Regions from separate parts of the Homo sapiens genome. Here region 2 is linked to region 1. The links are chromatin contacts, found by Hi-C or POLR2A ChIA-PET in ENCODE. All regions are on one chromosome and are shown on one strand. Each heading gives the region's core, a stretch centred on a gene start or an enhancer-like site at or near the end of the contact. The rest is flanking DNA. Distances are from core to core; before and after follow the strand shown.

The links. A loop is a pair of places that touch in the nucleus more often than their neighbours do. ChIA-PET counts read pairs that join two places held with the same protein, here RNA polymerase II (POLR2A). Pooled maps may share reads with other maps.
Region 2: a loop to region 1 is called in a pooled map, with 7 times the contacts of the local background. The contact joins the enhancer-like site here to the promoter of RORA-AS4 in region 1. A Hi-C loop is called at or near these places in 6 of 50 pooled maps. POLR2A ChIA-PET finds 5 or more read pairs at or near these places in 5 of 52 experiments (CD4-positive, alpha-beta T cell, CD4-positive, alpha-beta memory T cell, activated CD4-positive, alpha-beta T cell and 2 more).

The regions. Positions count from the first base shown.
Region 1 is chr15:60,760,754-60,767,595 of GRCh38, reverse strand. RORA-AS4 (RORA antisense RNA 4) reads right to left here and starts at 3,979. Exons shown (of 3, transcript XR_007064662.1): 1 at 3,515-3,979; 2 at 2,496-2,854; 3 at 2,279-2,415. All of the region lies in intron 1 of RORA (RAR related orphan receptor A), which reads left to right.
Region 2 is chr15:60,840,287-60,847,128 of GRCh38, reverse strand. All of the region lies in intron 1 of RORA (RAR related orphan receptor A), which reads left to right. Among named protein-coding and RNA genes, the nearest start is that of RORA-AS4, 80 kb to the right of the region's middle. Within about 2 kb of position 2,493, at least 3 of the 41 ENCODE cell types and tissues checked have a DNase peak (open chromatin) inside an H3K27ac peak, as active enhancers do; they include CD4-positive, alpha-beta T cell, where a contact is called at or near this core.

The sequences.
Region 1 (6,842 bases), core at 2,730-5,229:
GATCTGGCAGCCCATATTGCACCCTTCCTGGGGACTTTCTTGCCTTTCTAATTGAAAAGAAGGATGCTTCAAAGCTAATAGCTCTAGTTCCACACCCAACTCCTCTATCGTCAGCTGTGTGAAATAGGGCAAGGTACTTAAAAACAGCCTCAACTTTTCATGTGTGAAGTGGATATTATAATGGCAGATTTGTAGATGTGTTTAGAAGATCAAATGAGATGACATATTTAGAGTACCTGCTGGTATCCCCCAAATTTTCCAGTTAGTATTTGCCTTTGTGTGTGTCCTTATCATGGACCACAGACTCAAAAGGCCAATGTCCCAGCAGGTAACATCAAGATATCAAGAAAGCCAAGGCTGAGGTCCTTAATGGTAACTGTTCCACCACCTCAGTCTAGAAAAAAATATATATCCCAACTAAAACAGGACCCATGCAGGCAGGAAGCCCTATTTAATCACACCTTCCAATTTTCCAAGAGAAGCTTGAAGCACAGATTTCTAAGTGAAATTTCCCATCTTTTCTGTGTTAGTTACTAATCTGAATTTAAAACACAGTGTAGGCAAAACAGTACATGTCTTTGGGCCATACACAACCTGTGGGCTGCCAGTTGACAGCCTTTGATCTCTATCTTCTCTCCCACTACATTACAGGCTCTTACAGGGCTAGTGCTGTGGTTGTTAATGATTCGTATCAGGGCTGGCTCATGGCAGATGCTTCATGGTTGGAGGGCACTGACTTTAGCCACATACAGACATCGACACCAGGGGCGAGGAAAAGCAAGCCAACAAGTGAGGTGTTCAAAAGTGCAGAATTCAAAGAGTGACCCAATGCCATAGCACAAGCCCAGGAATGAAAACTTTTAAAACTCGGCCCCAGCAAGAAGCTCCTGGGAGAGGAGCAGATCCTTGGGAAAAAAAAAAAAAGTGCAGTCTGTGAAGGGCAAAGTTTGGCAATCTATTAAACAGCAAGTTACAATAGGCGAGTGCAGAGATCACAGAGGCAGGGATTAATGTACACACATCTATACAGGGAACTTTGATGCTTTCAAATGCCTCCTCGCCATCTGAAAATCAGGCAGCAGGCATCGCCTACATATTTCACAGCAGTCTACCTGTCTGGGTGTTTGGGCTTGACAGCAGGAAGCTCTTTGAAATGAGGCTGAGGCATTTCAAACACTTCTGCTTGAATATCCAGTTTGTATATTCTGTCGAAGGCTTTTTAAATTGGCTTTATTTTACTTTATTATATTTTTTTTTACTAATTTTGGAATCTCTTATTAAGTCGAAAGTCTGCAAAAGAGCAAATTACAAAGCCAGGATGCCTTTTGACGATCTCAAGTGAATGATACAGACACAGGCTCGCAGGCTCACAGGCTCACACACAATTCCATATAACAAGGAAGGAGAGAAGTTACATTCACAGAGCAGAACTATTTTCAACAACAGTCCAGTGAAAAGTGCCAAATGTTTGAACCTTTTGACTCCTGCCCAGATAATATCATAATGGTTCAGAGAGGGATGTTTACAGCTTTCTATGCGTAATAAATAATTTAGAAGCCATTCATTAAAACCTTCTAAATTACAGACACTGCAGGCGAATTCCTTCTTTTAAGAAGGAAAGGATGAGCTGAAAATTGGTCCCCGGTTTCTTGCCTTCTTCTCTTTGATTCTTTTTGTTTATTCTTCTCACTAGAAGCTGAGTGAGTAAAGTACCGATATTGGGGGGTTAGGTGGGGGAGCGGGTTACACCACTGTAAATACTTAGAACCACAGTGCACGTAAAAATGAAGCTGGGCTGCCTTGGCCTGGTGAAATCATGCGATGGAAATCTGAAGATCTTACATTTTATTCTGAGGTCCACAGAGGTCTTGTTTATGCTTCTCTTCTCATTTTAAGAAGGAGGTGCCAATGTACTGGCAGTGAGGAGGAAAGTGGAAGGATTTGCATGAAGCAGCTTCTGTGACTCAGGTTTTCAAAGCTGTCTCATGGAAGGCAAAAAATACTATCCTTATCCGAATCGTGATACAGGTGTGGTAACTTGGCTATCTCTTCTAACACCACATTGCAAGGCCTTGATTGTGGGGTGTGGGAATCTTACACAAGACCCGACCAAGCCAGAGAGGATTAGCTTTAATTTCATTCAAAAGCTGTAAGTAGGAGAAAAGACTGTCAGTATCCTAAGGCAATACTTAGGAACAAGTAGAATTAGGTAGGATTGTTTTGGGAGTGACAGAAAGACCATGATTCTGAGTTGATCTCAAGAACTCCCAGGCCAGGCTCAGTGGGCACACATTGAATTTATTTTCATTCGGTTTGGTGGGGGATCCTGGGAGCAAGCTACTTTGACTCATAGATGTAAACAGTAAGAAACCAAACTGTTGATTTGAGCCAAAGTCCTTCTCGTTCAAAAATAGCCTGTATCAGGGAAAGAGAGAAGGGGGAATTAGAAATGGGCCCTGGGATCGAGGATATTCCCAATATAAAGACACCCTTACTTCTACTGTAGGCATTTCAGATTCCCACTACTTTGTCATCCATGTTGAAACTGGGCACCAACTTCCCGATTCAATAGCAATGAAGGCAACACATGATGCTGTCCTTTGTGGTAGCTCGCTTCCTTTTGTGGAGGCATACCACCGAGAGGACAGGCTTCTGGTTCCAGGCACAGAAGCCATCTCCAGCTAAATGATGAACCCATTTTTAAAGACGTCGTTTTTATGGTTTCTTAAATGACAAGGCATTTCAAGTACAATGTGGTAAAGGGGCACGATCATAAAGCAATGTGGTTGGCAAGGAAGGTATTTCATTGTGAGCAGGGGCGTCGAAGCCGAGCTTTATCAATGAGTGGAATTTCCTGTAAGTAGAAAGATAAATGAATTAGTAACTCAGAGTAATTTTTTAAAAATACATATCCAGATGAAAGCTCAGATAAGTTTGATCCCTTTTAGCCAATGAAGTATCATCTCTAATTAGGTTTCCATGCAGACAGTGCAGCCTTGGAGTACATTTCTGAATCTAGTTGACCTTTTCAGCTGGAGAAGCCAAATGATTTCCATTCCATGCTCTTTAATTCTGGAGGAATTTCTAATTTGTTGCCAGAGATAAAAAAAAAACTCACTCCAAACATGAAAAAAGTTTTAAATAGTCCAGAGCCCCATTTACAGAATATTAAAATTTTCGAGCTGAGAGAACCCTAAAAGACCATTTTATTCCATTCCTTTATTTTACTGATAGTAAAATTGAGGACCAGAGAAAAATCAAAGACTCGCCCAAGGTCACTCAGGGACTTAGGACCTAGGATTAGAACCCATACCCCCCGCTTCCCACCCCAGCCTCTCTGCTTGGCCAGTCTCTCATTTGCCTGCTAGGCTTTTTTTCATGTGGTCCAGATGTTGCCGCATCAAAGGCCTCTCACTGAACTCCGCCATCAGACCTGCTTTAGGGAAACTTCCATGGGCCAACACCTACCCTCTTGCCTTTCTTAATTTCTTTTGGAAATTCTCTATTCTCTCACCTTATTAATGTTAAAACAAAACGGGTTCTTTTATTGCCACAGGCAGCAGGAAAGTGAAGTTCTTGATGGAGGCAAGTGTCTTCCCTAGTGAGAGCAAGTAAATTAGTTCTGAGGTCCTCTCACTCACTCTAACTGTAATGAGAGACACCAGCCCTTCTTCATTAATGAGATGCCAATCACAAAGGGAGCAGCCTCAGAGAGCCTTTGGGGAGGGGGGCGGCGGGGGAGAGCAGTGATTGGCACTGTACTAAGAAGGGAGGAAGCAGAAAATAAAAGCCTCCGGAGGTGGGAAAACACGTGGATGATCTCAAATCAGAAGGGTAGGTCCAGCGGAAACCCGAGGGGCTCCTGAATGGGCCAGTCAGCGTAGTCTATGGCAAACATCTTTGGGCAGGAGAATTGGGGAGCTACCCCCCTGGCATATTTTCCCACGTATGCTTTCCGAGGCAAGGTTGTGTTCATGCTAAAGTGTGTCCCACATGGGGATCCGTATGATTGGTGACAGTTGGGGCTCCTTAATGACTGGGTTCTCTTGGAAGGCTGGCAGCAGCGAACCTCCTCGCTCCTCTGCCTTAGATCTCGTCAAGAGTTTAACATGCTGTGTAACCTCCTAAACTTTGAAAAGGAAACTTTCTAAAAGAAAGTTAAGGAAAAATAATTTGATGCTTAAGGGAACTTTTTTTCTTGCATGAGATAATTTCCCTGGTAGGAGACACTGTTCTTAAATTTGTCCAAGGACCGGTTAACCCAAGACCATGTTTCCAGGGCGGGGGAAACATCTAAATCATATTTGTTCAACTCCTGCTCTCAAAGTGGCTTGGGAATAGGTTCTGCCCCTGGCAAGATGATGCTTGCTGTCTTTTCCTCTCGGCTACCCAGAATGGCATTTGCAGCATCGCTGAGAACGTTTTGGGAAAATATCTGTGCAGTTTTCCCAACTCAGTTTTCACCATCTGCAGCCTGCCTTTGCTTTGGTAGGTTGGTTAAAAAAAAAAAAAAAAAAAAAAAAAAAAAAATCTGTGCATATTGGAAACAGTACTTTTATTTGTAATTAAATGCCTTTTTCCCTGTTATTTTTTCCCTGAAAACATTTTTGTTTATGAATATGGGTCTATATGAAGGTTAAAAGACTTTCAGCACTCAAAACAACTTAATAAAATGTCTGAGCACACAATTAGGCGTGCTATGTCCTTCAAGAATCAGGTAGCGGAAGTTCTAATTGGCAAAGCAGCATCTTGAATGTCATTTTCTAAACCCATTAGACCATGTCTAACAGAGAAAGAGGAGAAGCAGCAGCAGTTTACGAAATACCAATAGTCCCCCTTGCAGACATAATTTTAGGGTAGCGGTTAGATGATATTGAACTTGTAAGAAAATGTAGCTACAAAGCCACAGTAGCTTCAAGTAAAATGACATTTCTTTAGATCATGTGTAGGCTCACCTTGTAATAGTAGGAGTAAATATGTGTATAAGCAACCTGGAGATGCTCCTTTATTCCCTGTGTGTGTGGTGTGTGTGTGCGTGGGTGTGTGTGTGTGTACTGTGTGTGTTTCATGCACTTCTTTAAAGGCACACAGTTGGCTGTAATATGTCCTCCTTTCTCTGAATTCTGGTGACCTTTCACCATAGATGGGGCAAGGCCCAGGCCTCTGGTTTGATAGAAATACAGCACATCTGTCTTCAGTTATTCACATCTGATACCATAACCTTCGTGTCTGGCTGCTTTGGGTCTACCACCATTAAAATTTAAATTAAGAACCAGAAGTTTTTAATAAATTCAAGCCAGAGTTGAGCCTCCCAGAGATGTTATCTTGCCTGGAATCCCCTCGTTTTAGTTTAATAGTACTTTTGGAAAATCTGACAAGACTCACCTAGAAATTCCATTCTTTGTTGAAGACCAAAAAGGAAGAATCACCATGGAAAATAAAGATTCATAAAGCCAGCTGCATTTTATTCTAGATGCTTCTTTTTCTGCTAGAAACCTGTTTTTCAAAAACTTGGTTGACAAAGTCTCATTTGTATATTTTTCCCCTTATGTTTTAGACACCTGGGTTTTTAAAGATAAAATTCTTGCAGATGTTTTGGATTAGTCTGTTTTCAAAAGTGCTCAAGAACTTGATTTCCAAGGACTAGACTTTTTTTTTTTCATTACCAACTACTGTAGTTTGCAAAGAGGGAGAAACTTAGCTTGCAATTGGCCTGAATTCAATAGAATCACACACCCTCCTGGTTTTAAGGAACATTTGAAACTGAACCGTGCATAAGTGTGCCACCTGACTGAGCTTTCTAAACAAATATTTGTCATCTTTGTCAGACCAAAATTCTCATATAGTGTTTTGAATTTAATTAGAGGCATACCTAAATGGTTAGGGGAGAAGGACAGGACAGAAGTCTACCCCCAGAAATGGCTCATAGGAAAATGAGACAACTTCAGTTTTACTTACTCAGGCACACCATAGGAGAGGTACTTCTCCAAGCTGGTAAGTGAGCCATTTTTGCAAAAATAGAAGCAACATTCTGGGCAAGAGCTTGAAAGTAGAAAAGGCCTGGGATAAAACATAATTTTTTAAAAAAACATATCATAAAAGAGAGTTGCCCAGCTCTTTCTTAACTTGTGAACTAGCTGTTCTACACATTTACCATAAGATAATTGATGTTTGTAATGCTGCCCCTAAGGCACTACAGGATCCTAAAGTGCCTTCTGAATCATCAAAGAATGATTCATTGCGTTCTGGGTGGTTTTCTTGTTGAGTGTATTTTATTGTATACGAATCCCTTTGAAAATTGATAATACATCTGTGATGGGTACCAGAGGTTTGCAATCAAGAGCACACAGCCACAACTGGTGAGTGGGAAGTGTCTTTGGTGTACAGGCTGGGTGGCACCCCCACGTCCTCCATCCTGCTGCTTCGAAGAGGCAATGTCGCCCATGGAATCTGCAGAAGTTGGTCTCTGTGAAGGTTTCATTCAACTCCTCCCTCTCCTCCCTTTCCTGCTCATCTTGCTAGTAGGAGCCCACGTGTGAACAGCAATTTCATATTCCCACCCCTCCCTGTGCCCAAAAGGAGAAGGGCCAGAAACTTAGGGTGGCACTAATTAGGCAGCGTCATACAAAAACTCTGATATTTGACCACTTTTTATCTACAAAAGCAACAATCTCATATGACCAGTCACAGTGGTTACAAATATCAGGCACCTGTATGTGTGTCTGTGTGTGTGTGTGTGTGTGTCTGTCTGCATGTATAGACATGCATCGTCATTCAATTACCCAGAAGACTTGATTAACAAGAATACCAAAGCTCCACTGGATCACACGACTTGCTGCCCC
Region 2 (6,842 bases), core at 1,244-3,743, 81 kb before region 1:
TAAGAACAGGAAAAATTCAATGAAGCAATGAGAGGGTATCAATTGCTAGGACAAGAAGTATATTCCAGGCACTTTTAAGCTATACCCATGCTCTCTTGAGCTCTTGCTGTGACCCTGATATTAACCATAAAAGTATAGCCCAAAAAGCTTGGTACCAAAAGAGCATCATGTATATCCATTTAGATTTTTACAGTGATATTAAAAGGGGTTATGAAACAGAAAATAAAGATCTGAATTAAACATTTAGGTCATGGTGGTTTTGCATAAAGTCTAGTATGTGAGAAGCATATTCGATACTGCACAAGACAATAAAAACAATAGCAATGTTTATTAGAATATCCTATTTAGAACCAGCAATCTGTGCAACATACTCAGCTTTTAGGAGATGGGCTGGCCCCGAGTTTCTTTCCGATGATGGATTTGGTGGGCTGGCATCTTGACCCTGTCATCCAGCCTGCGGGTACCATCAAAAGGCAGCTTGACCATTTTTGATATGTAGTGACAAAAGCTCTAATGTGTGAGTACAAAGGTGCCTTCTGTGAGTGCTTTGGTGCTTTAGCGCTTCAGTCAAATTACCAGTGGCTCTAATTAGTGTTCCTGAAATCTGGAGCAATCTATATCTGCATTCCAAAAAGGGGTGGAATGTTTCCCTCTGATAACACATTAGTATGAGTCCTTCCTAGATGGGTGTTCTGAAATTATAAGGACGTGATAGTGTGGAGGAGAAGCAGTTACGATAGAGAAACCTGTTGCTTTGAAAATCAGCAGTGATCTTTGCAATCAGCTGATTAATAAATATTTATACAGTACCTATCAAGTGCTACACTCTGAAAAAAATAAGTATGCAATGATAAATCACAGTACGGGCACCAATGTGGTTCTGACCTGGAAGCGAGTAGACCTGAGCCCTGACAGCCACTTACGATTGCTGCTATCTTTGGTTTAATCATTGTATAGCAGAGACAATAGTTATTGTCTCAACCAAGATTCATTTCCCTAGGACAAGTTACTTTATCTCTCTGGACCTCAAGATTAAGAGGGTCTGAAGGGATCATGCTGGTGGTGGTAATAAAAATAGCTTCACAGCTGGGCGCGGTGGCTCACGCCTGTAATCCCAGCACTTTGGGAGCCCGAGGGGAGCGGATCACGAGGTCAGGAGATTGAGACCATCCTGGCTAACAAGGTGAAACCCCGTCTCTACTAAAAATACAAAAATTAGCCGGGTGTGGTGGCAGGCACCTGTAGTCCCTGCTACTCGGGAAGCTGAGGTAGGAGAATGGTGTGAACCCGGGAGGCGGAGGTTGCAGTGAGCGGAGATCGCACCACTGCACTGCAGCCTGGGCGACAGAGCAAGACTCCATCTCAAACAAGCAAACAAAAAAATGGCTTCACATACTGAGGTGTATAATTGTGCTAAGTACTTTAATGCGAATTAACTCATATATTTCTAAAGCAAACTCAACTAGAAGATGGGTTCTGTTAGTCCCAATTTATAAATGAGAAAGCTGAGATTTAGGTTGTGTGACTTACCTGAAATCAAAGAACACCGACTAATGCCAGAGCTGAGATTCAGTAGCAAGTTTTAGAGCCTGTAAAGCTTCCAATCGGCACCCCCGGAAGCTCATCCCAGCTGTCACATTCTGTGGATCTGGGGACCTTAAAGAATCATCAAAAGATTGCCTGGGGAAACGAAAAGGTTGAAAACTGATGGGGGAAACCATATTTCAGGGAAATAGGGACGAGGCATTAGCAGAGCTTCAGAGAGGAGAAACATACCATCGTCTGTGGCTCAGAGAATTCAGAACCTAACTACATCAGAATACCGTGATGCTGAAATGCAGTGTGTCTTTCTGGGACACACACCGATAAATCAATGCTGAGATCTCAATTTGTGTTGACGTAGTGATGGTCATTCAGCAAATGAGCCTTCACATAGCAGGCAGTGCCACCCGGAAAGGCACTTCAAGGTTGCTGTATGACAACTAGTCTCACCTTCTCAACCTTTTCATTTTATACCAGTGTCAGCCACAGCTGGAGGACTTGTGAATTTCACTTTAACTATAATATTTAGTGAGGACACACACACACACACTCACACACTGGCACCCACAAAGTCTTCACTTTGAAACAAGGGTGGGTTTGGTTTCCTTCACTTATACAACTGATGCCTACCAGGGATATTTTTGTTTAGACGGCTCATTGGCCACAAACCGTTTCATTATGTGTTGCCCAGTTACCTTGGCTTCCTGCACATTCTTTTGAGCAGATAGTTCATCTCCTTATCTCAAAGAATTGTTTCCCCAAGTGTAGCCCTGGAGCCAATAGCTTTGATACCATCGAGGCAAGAAGGCATTAAACCACCTTTTTTGTAATTGTCTTAGTCTTACTTTTTCATGTCTGTTTCATGAAAAGTTGATGTGGTTAGATTTAAGCTGGGCCTCGCTGAGGGTATCATCTGTGCCTGGGGTTACCCACATCATCACGTGGCTTACCTTCCTTTGCAGTATGGTGATCTTATCTTCTTTGCTGCTTCTTGCCATAGAGCAACCAGCTCCTTCTAGCTCCTATGTGTGTGTGCATGCATACAAGTGTGCATTCGACATGCGTGGAGGCTTGCTCGTGGCAGCAGCTTGTAAAATGACACTTTACCATTCAGAATGAAAACTGGCTGGTTGGGGGCCTTTGCTATACTCTTAGGGGCAAACGACAACAACAACAACAACAACTCCTTCATTGGCTTTTCCATTTGGGAACTTGGAGCAAAGTTTTCCTTAAGTAGATGCATTTCTGTGTAGTTTAAAGTAGTAATTCTTTTGTTCCCTCTGTGTCCCAGTAACTGAGCTGACAACCCAGGGTACAAAGATGAATATGACTGAGTCACTGTCCTTGAGAGAGCCTCAGGACAGCCATAGGAGAAAACATGTTAACAAATAGCTAGAATTCAACTCAGGAAGGGCAGAGAGGTGCCAGGAACAGAGTTCTCTGGGAAGACAAGTGAGGGGACTAGGAGAGAAGAGCCAGAGGAGGCTATGAAAAGGAGCAGGCATTTAAACTCCATCCTCAAAGTCAAGTGCAGGTTTGCCAGTTAAAGAGGGGAAGATATTCCTGGTGGAGAGAATAACCAAAAAAAAAGTAAATGAAGATGTGAAAGTGTGGGCTATGTTTCCTGTGCCCTGAGCAGAGTAGGTATATTAGGGTGAGGCTGTAGAAAGATGGGCCAGCCCAGCTGAGGAAGGACTTAGTGCATTATCCTGAGATGTTTAGCATTCAGGGTATGCTTTAAGATTCAATCCAACAAGTGCACCAGAGACCCAGGAAAAGCAAAAAGAGACATTCACGGACCTTGCCAAAATGGAGAACTTTGCCTTCCCCAGCAAGACAGGGCTGTGCCAGCCGTTCTGTCCCTGGTTCTGACTCAGCCTTTGGCTTTCTTTTCATCAGTCATTTAACCCTCCGAGAACCTGGCTTGCCACGGTCAGAGTGTGAATCTTGAAAGCGTCCTTGACCCCTCCTGACAACTGTAAAGTCATGGGAAGAATTGCTCTTGTAACTCATCTTGCCCTTGGGCAGCTAGTGGACATTTGACCATGACACGTGTAACAAGAACAGTTGGTTTGTGTGGCTGCAGCAGCCACATCACAGGGAGAGGGAAAGAGCTCTCCGCCTGGGAGAAAAGGCCTTGGGAACTGTGTGGGCTCTACCACTCTGATACTGAATGACCTTGGACAAGTTATTTCTCTCCAGGCTCCGATGTCCTCACCTGTAAAATGAGGTACCTGGACTTTATGGCTACTAAGAGGCCTTTTCTCCCTTCTACCGTGTCTGATTCTGCCTTGACTCTTTAATTTTTAGGAAGTTAGAGTGCAGGAGACTGACCAGGGAGCGTCTCTGCTTAACATGGGGACTCTGAGATTTGTGCATGTTTGTGCTTTGAGCAAGGAAAAAACAAATCACCAAGTGGCCCAGCGAGGTTGTTCCTTCTTCCATTTCCTTGCAGCAGAACAGCAGGGGGAGGGAGAGCGGCAGAACCCAGCTTCTTGGCTGAGTAGATCTTGGGTTTGGACATTTGGAGAATTACCTTAGGAATGGAGTTTCACGAGGGGTGTGGTGGGTGAACGAGAAGGGTGGACAGAGAAAGAGGCTGCTGCAGGATGCAGAGAAAGAGCCCACGTTTCAAATGAATACAGCCAGCCCCAGCTCTTCCACCACCCACTCTCACTCAGCAGATGTGGCGGGCTGGCACTCACTGCCCATCTACTTGAAGCTTCCTGGGCTGCGTGTCTTCTTTATCCACCCGATCTTCTACTTTGAAGGCTGAGAACTTTCAGCTCATATGGATTGAGGACTTCTTAGAGCTCCTCTGCCCCAGGCACCAGTTTGGGTTTGGGAGGGGGTGACCATGACAGCCCAGGACCTGTGTGGAGGGTCGGGGGAGGGGTGTGACAGCAGCACAGGGCATCCGTTCAGGTAGAAGGGGCAGTGAAGGGGTCAAGAGCATGGGTTTTGACATCATAAGATCTGCAGTCCAATGCTCACCACTGACCACTGACCCACTGTCAGCCTTCTGAAGCTGCTTCATCTCTACAGGCCTGAAAATGGAAAGTGCAAGTAATGAAACTTCATGTAGGACTCTTGTGAGAACTAACTCAGGAAGCAATGCTTAACGCTGTATCTGATGTGTACTAAGTGGCCCATAAATCATAAATGGTAGCTTTGAAAATATCTATTATGATTAATGCTTTGAACAGTAAGTTAGGGTCAAGATGTAGAAGTTTCTGTTTGCTGAGACTAGGTATTTGGACTTTATCCTGCAGCCCATGGGCAGCCAAGGAAGATATTCCTGCAGGGATGATATTAAATAAATTGCTGTTTGGGGAAATCTTCACCTGTCATCAGTTTGGGGAGAAAGGAGGAATGTTGGCAAGGAGGCTCTGTCAGTATCCAAGCAAAGTGGACGACGGCCCTGGGGTGGTAGAGAAGGGAAGGGGGTGGAAAACACAAATTCGTGAACTTTAGAAAGGAAGATGGCTGAGGAGCAAGGGATGGGTCAGCTTGGCAACCACAGAGAAGGAAGAAGGGGTCAAAGATATGTTTTGAGAAGGCATCCGTGATGGCAGTGACCCAAACTGTAGTGCGAGGGGAGGAGAGACAGTGCTGTTCTCTCTCCTGGGGGAAGGCCACCATCTGGGATCACTGGACCCAGGTCCCACGCCCCCAAGGGCACTGCTTGGCACATTGATTCATTTGTATCCTGCTTTTCTCAAAAAGGTTTGAGGCTGTTTTACACCAGATACAGTGGATGGTTTCTACTTTCCTCACAAGTGACAATGAGCTGAAACTGTGACAACCAAAAAAAAGGAGATAAAGGGCGGAGCACAACATCATGACGGGGAGGAGAGAACGAGGGCAGAAAATGGACTGACCAGGTGTGTGGAGGGGTGTTGGCTCCACCTGTCCACTTGTGGCCTTCGAATTATTCCATCATTTCTAATCCACTCCCTTTGCGAGGGAGGAATCCCTCCAGGAAAAACAGAAAAACCAGGTCTTTCTCAATAGCATTTTTACTCTTCCTTTCCTGTGCAATGTCAGAAGCAATGGCAGGGGCCTCCTTCTCCAGAACCAATACAGCCCCCAAGAAAGGAGAGAGAGAGAGGGAGAGAGAAAACAAGAAAGAGCCACAGAAAGGGAGAGAGAGACAGAGAGAGCCCATTGCCAGTAGGCACTGCCAGGCGAGCTGCTGGTTGGATGGCTGTGGCCGCGGCAGCCACAGGACGATCCAAATTGTGGCTTTGCTTCCTCTCTCTTTCTCTTTGGTAGCACACAATCACTCAGCCCTAGATTCCTCTGTGTTTCATACCCAGGAGGTCAGGGAGGGCACCTTGTAGTGCCTGAGGCCCCGAGAGGGTTCACAGCCACCTGAGAAGTGTTTGCAGTCTATGGGTGTGTGTTCTTTCTCCAAGCTGTGTCAGCTGTGGGATGGCGTGGAGAGAAAACAAGAAAAAGTTGTTTCCCTCAGCTCTCTGCTGAAAAAATGCTCACGGGGAGTCAGTCAACATTTGGTAAGTACGCTGAATGTTTTTACTTTCAATGCCTAAATTTCTCTGGCTTCCGTAAGGTATCGTTGTCGAGGAAGGAGGTGGTATTGTCGCTACCCTCCCTCCCCGTGTGGTGTGACAGCAGAGATAGTTATCTCTACACCCAACTCAGTGTTGCTTTTTTTGGGTAACAGCTTTCGAAAAACTATCGCCTGGGCTCCAGCTGGTCAGGCTTCGATGGCAGTTGCCACAGTGCCAGGCAGGATGCTTTGTCAGTCAGGCTGCCGGGCCACGGAGACAGGATTAGGGGATAATGAAGGCATCCTCCCCTTGTCACAAACCAGAAGCTAAGCCCCCCATTCCTGGGATGTCCAGAGAGGCTGGGTAAGAAGATGTGCTGTGAACACAGAGCTCATTCGCTCTTCTCCTCCTTCAGCCTAGCAGTGGCGGGACACATGCAGTGTCCCTCTCTGGAGGGAAAAGGCAGCTGAGCAAACATCTCACTCTCTTGATTCTTTTCTAAATGGGACTCCTGAGGTCCAGAGTCCTGAACCATCTTTCCCAGAGCCAAGCCTCTGCTGGTGAGAGTGGGGACAGGGTTCTATGAGTCATGGCTGCAAATCCATTGTCTGGAGACTTCTGGTTAAGGGCAAAAGGCCTGGCTTCACAGCCACAGATCTGAATCAAATCTTGCCTAAGAACCTGGGGAATTTTGCCTTCACCTGGCCCCATGTTGAGCTCTCAATCTCCACCAGGCCTGTGTCAGAGCCCTCTGGGGCAGGTGCAGAGGACACTGGCTGAGAGGAC